Linked DNA regions of Homo sapiens: region 1 is linked to region 2. Evidence: chromatin loops called from intact Hi-C (ENCODE). Cell type or tissue: endothelial cell of umbilical vein. All regions are shown on one strand. Region 1 holds the start of C6orf141 (chromosome 6 open reading frame 141). Region 2 overlaps RHAG (Rh associated glycoprotein).

The links. Peaks named below come from ENCODE experiments on the same cell type or tissue, not always from the same donor. Only the 100,000 strongest peaks of a DNase experiment are listed, where the experiment ranks them.
Region 1: it touches region 2 in a loop (4-fold over the local background); 5 of 110 quality-filtered maps call a loop at or near these places.

What each region holds. Positions count from the first base shown.
Region 1 is chr6:49,548,964-49,551,463 of GRCh38, forward strand. It overlaps C6orf141 (chromosome 6 open reading frame 141), which reads left to right and starts at 1,705. Exons shown (of 1, transcript NM_001145652.2): 1 at 1,705-2,500. The coding sequence starts at 1,830. RefSeq lists a silencer at 1,690-1,749 and an enhancer at 2,420-2,489. In endothelial cell of umbilical vein, no CTCF peak of the experiment used is centred here; no DNase peak of the experiment used is centred here; H3K4me3 peaks cover 1,359 bases; H3K27ac peaks cover 611 bases; H3K27me3 peaks cover 313 bases.
Region 2 is chr6:49,605,864-49,608,363 of GRCh38, forward strand. RHAG (Rh associated glycoprotein) reads right to left here. Exons shown (of 10, transcript NM_000324.3): 8 at 1,287-1,357; 9 at 985-1,058. Among named protein-coding and RNA genes, the nearest start is that of RHAG, 30 kb to the right of the region's middle. In endothelial cell of umbilical vein, a CTCF peak has its summit at 1,451 (motif pointing left); a DNase peak (open chromatin) is centred at 1,368.

The DNA.
Region 1 (2,500 bases), 57 kb before region 2:
TTTTACATATGGGCAGAATTTTTCACCATTGCACTCATTTTTCTAAATCAGGCAGGATTTAGATTTCTCTTTCTTTCCTTTCTTTTTTTTTCTTTTTCTTTTTTTTTTTGACAGATTCTTGCTCTAACACCCACACTAGAGAGCAGTGGTATGATCTTGGCTCACTGCAACCTCCCCCTCTCCCGTTCAAGCGATTTGGTGCCTCAGCATCCCAAGTAGCTGGGATTACTTACATGTGTGTACCACCATGCCTGACTAATTTTTGTACTTTTTGTAGAGACTGGGTTTCACCATGCTGACCAGGCTGGTCTCAAACTCCTGGCATCAAGTGATCCACCGGCCTCAGACTTCCAAAATGATGGGGCTACAGGTGTGAACCACCACACCCAGCCATCAGTGGGTTTTTTAATAAAACAAACAGCTAAGGATGAACTGGAAACCACAAACTGAGCTCTTTTTCTATGACCTAGCCTCCCCGGTTAACCTTAGGCAAAGAGTAGTGGTCAGCGGGCCTGCCTATGGGTAAATTCTAAAAGCCTCGCCAGAGACACTTAACTTTTTTTAACCCCTGTGGTTAAAGAGGACGGGTGGGTGCAGAGGGAATTTTATAAACGACACAAACACAAACAATTTTAAGTCCTGAAAAAATTCATTTGGATGTTTGTTTTGCTTCTGTTTTATAGCTTGTTTTAAATCAAAGACTACACCTTCCTGAGACAAGCGTTGATTACACACAAAATGAAGACTGGCCAGGGCCGTGGCTCAAGCCTGTAATCCCAGAATTTTGGGAGGCCCAGGTGGGTGTGTGGGTAGGGTGGGGGATCCTGGGTATCTCGTAAGCCCAGGAGTTCCAGACCAGCCTGGGCAATATAGGAGAGCCCCACCCCTACCATCTCTTAGAAAAATATAAATAAATAAATAAATAAATAAATAAATAAATAAATAAATAAAAGCCGGGCATGGGGGTGCGCGCCTGTAGTCCCGGCTACTTGACGGGCTGAGGTGGGAGCCTGGAAAGTCGAGGCTGCGCCACTGCACTCTATCCTGAGCTACAGAGCGAGACCATATCTAATGTGGGGGGGTGGGGTAAGAGGAAGGGGGAGCGGGGAGAGGGAGAGAGAAAGAGAGCGGGAAAAAAGAAGGAGGAGGAAGAGGAGGAGGAGGACACAGGTGTGACCATTGTCCTCCAGAGCTACAGATTCTGGCATTCTAAAGGAAGAAGGACAAAGAAACCAAAACCAGTTTCTCCAAGGCTTCAGCTTTTCAGTCTGACCATTTGATCTACATTCCATTATTTTGGCAGCATGGTGGGAGTGGATTCGGAATGGACAAAAACCCTTTTCAGAATTAGATCAGCTAATTAAAATGCACACAAACTTCTTTGTTCCTTCACCTCAAGGAGCGTCCTTGGAAAGCAAACATACTTCGGGGCATTTCAGTGGGGGCGCAGTGCGAGGGTGTCCTTTGCGCCTCAGCTCCGGAGAAAAACGAAAGGTGGGTGGGAAACTAGGATAGAGGTGAAAAGTAAGAGGGGACTGAATCAGCGAATGACAAAGGGAGCAGGGCTCCGGACAGGGGTAGGAGGAAGAAGAGGAGTGACTGGGGCTTGTGTCAAGCTTCTTCTGAATGGCTAGACAGCCGCCAGGTGGGAGAGGCGGAGGGTGAAGAGGCGGGTTCCGCACGCGGTTAGCCTGGGGCTGATCTAGTCTTCAGCTTTCACCGGCTGGGAGTCCGGAGCTGCAGCAGAGGCCACACCCAGGGCTTGGTGGTCCCGCGCTTTCCGGAGCTCAGCAGGCGCTTGCTGCTTGAACCGGTCAAAGAAGGAACGAATGAATGACCCTTTTGCCAGGATGGAGACCCGGGGGCCTCAGGGAGCTGCGAATCCCATGGACTCCTCCCGCAGCCTGGGGGACCTCGGGCCTTTTCCGCGGGAGGTAGGGCGCGGGGCTCCGCTAGCTCCGGGCGCCCGGAATCCCGCGACGGCAGGGGCGAGCCGAAGCCAGGGCGGCGGCCACGAGGACAGAACGGCAGATCGGGCCCTCGGACCTCGGGCCGGGGAGGAATTGGACCGTGAGTCCTGGGTCAGAGAGAAAGTGCTCTTTCTCCTGCACCCAGAGAGGTGGTTAGGGACTCGAGGGGACCCTGCACGGGAAGAGGTGGCCGGTGCAGAGGACCTTCCTCATGCGGGTGGAGAGGACCACGGCGAGGAGCCCAACTACCCTTCTGTCTTTCAACGACAAAAGCGAATTTCTGGCAGGCGTGTAGCCCCGCCGCGGGACGCAGCAGACCCACCCAAATACGTGCTTGTGCGGGTGGAGGATTATCAGGTAACACAAGAAGTGTTGCAGACCTCCTGGGCCAAGGGTCGCATGACCACGAGGACTGAGGAGCACTTCGTGACCGCGCTCACTTTTCGCAGCAGTAGAGAGGGACAGCCTGGGGAACGCTGGGGCCCTGCTGAATCCCGGGCTCTCCAGGCACGAACAGGGGCATCCCGCGT
Region 2 (2,500 bases):
TTTATTTCACTGTTCTTGTCAGAAATTAGTATTGAAACAAAAATATTTTTGGTAATTATTATTCAAGCTTGGAAAGAACTGGGAATAAAAATTGTTTGAGTTGAAGAAAAATAAAAGAATAAAACATTTATCTCACCCACCCTGACTACATTCCCGCTTTTCCAAACTCATTCTCTCTGAAATTTTGCTGAAAACACCCAAACATCTATCCCTCTCAAGCTTTGCGGGAAATAATTTGGGAAAAAGTATCAATAGAGTAAAGAGAAACTGGAGGATAGAAAGAGGCTGATGTTTCGTTATTCATAGGACCTCTTGATGTGTACTCACTCAAATTCTTCAACCTTATATATTTCACTTGCTTTTGACTACTTTTATGTATAGCATAGTTTAAAATTATGTTAAATTTCTTTTGTTTTTTGTTTTTAACCAAATAAACCTGTGGACTATATATGGTATAAAATCTCACACTATTTCTGAGAATTCATATTATTTTTACGAATAGCTTTTTATGGCTCTCAGAGGAGTGAAACAACATTTACTAACTAAATTCTTTTCTTTCTGTCTTTCTGTCTTTCTGTCTGTCTTTCTTTCTCTTTCCTTCTGCTTTAGAAAATACCATAACTTCTGATTTTATCTGGCTGGGCACATCATCTCAATTTCTTTCTATAAATAGGTAGTTCATTCAGTTTCTTTTCATTTATTTATTTTTCTTTTACACTTGACATCCCATTGAAAGAAAAATTTTAAATTTATTATTTATAATTTTTGTAGAGAGTTGCCCAGGCTGGACCCAAACTCCTGGCATCAAACAATCCTCCAGCCTCAGCCGCCCAACGTGCTGAGATTACATGTGTGAGCTACCTACCATGCCAGGCTAACTCAATTTCATCACACCTATGCACACAGATATCTAGGCTTGAAGTGTGTAAAGCTTTCACTAATGGAGTCATCGTTCACATTCTTGTTTAGAATACTGTACAGTACCTTCCAATAAACAGAATCATCATAGCAGTTCTGGTCAGATGGCTGTCCCCAGAGAGGCAACTTTAGAATTAAACCTGTGACGGTAGAGGGAAAATGAGTCATGTTGTGACGCTGAAGAGGAAAATCTACTTGCATAGTAGCTTATATACTATTATAAAATCATCCCCTTTAAATGACATAATTACTTTACTGCCAGAAGTTTAGAACATTTTTGAATTTAGCAATTGACTTGCTCATTAATTATCTATTGTAAATAATCTGAGAGCATAAGATACAGGGAAGTGTTCACTTTTTATGCTGACCTGTCATCAGACCTCCAACAACTGCTGTTCCGATAGAGGAACCCAGTGCAGCTGCCTGCATGGCCATAGACCTAAGGAAGCAAACAAAAAAGAATCAGTGTCTTTCCTGGATCTCAGCCAAAGAAAGTCTCACTCACTGAGGGTGTGGATGACTGCCATCTTCAGGCCAGAGTGTAACATTACACAGCAGCAAATTAAGCATTTGTTACAATTTTTCTTTCATATTCTTATTTTCTTTGAAACTCTTGAGCAGTGTTAGAAAATTCTGAGATACACCTTAAAGAAGAGAATCATCTTTTCATGTAAACTTTGGAAATAAGACTTTCCTTAGGGAGGGTTTAGCACTCTCAAAAAATTGATACCTGATCTGATTCATTTAATAAATATTGAGTATCCACTCTCTGTCAGTTTCTTTTCTAGGAACAGAGGATAGAGTAATACATAAAACAACATGAGCTACTAAAGCTAATTTCAGCATATATTGTAGAGATAGCTCATTGAAGATATTCAAGTATATCTCTATATGTCATCTTAGAAGTCATTGCCTTAAACTGAAATTAGTAAAAAATACTTTGTAATTTTGAGAATGAAAGAATGTGATAAAAGGCCATTGAAGTGCATAAAGGTGTTATATGAATGACAAATGACCTGGGAATGTGGGGATCTTCTTAGCACAGCAGCTTACTCATAGCAGACAATAAAGAGTTGTTGAAAGACTGAATGAGTGACTCCAATGAATAAAACAATTGGAAAATAAGAGTTTTTTTGGTCTTCCAGTCTCATCATCCAAGGGAAAGGATGCACTAAACTCAGATTCCTTTTTTTTTCTCCTTATCTGAAGGGTTTACATATTTTAATATATAAAAAAACTGCACAAGTAACATATCATTGTGAAAACATTAGAAACTGCAGATAACAAAAAGAAGCAGAAAAGTTTAATATCCCTCAGATTGTATCAGAATAAAAATGTAAAATAAAAACATGTATTTTTATTAAAATGCAATCTTACTATATTACTTATTTTCACATTAAATATGTTTTAGGGATCCGTTTATGTGAGTCAGTGTAGATCTGGACCATAGTTTGAATTGTGCAAAGTATTGGTTGCTTCCAGTGTTTCATATTTTTAAAAATGCTGTGAGAACATCTCCTCTGAACATGCTTATGAACTTGTCTGATTATTTTCCTAATATAAAACCTATCTAGAAATGAGA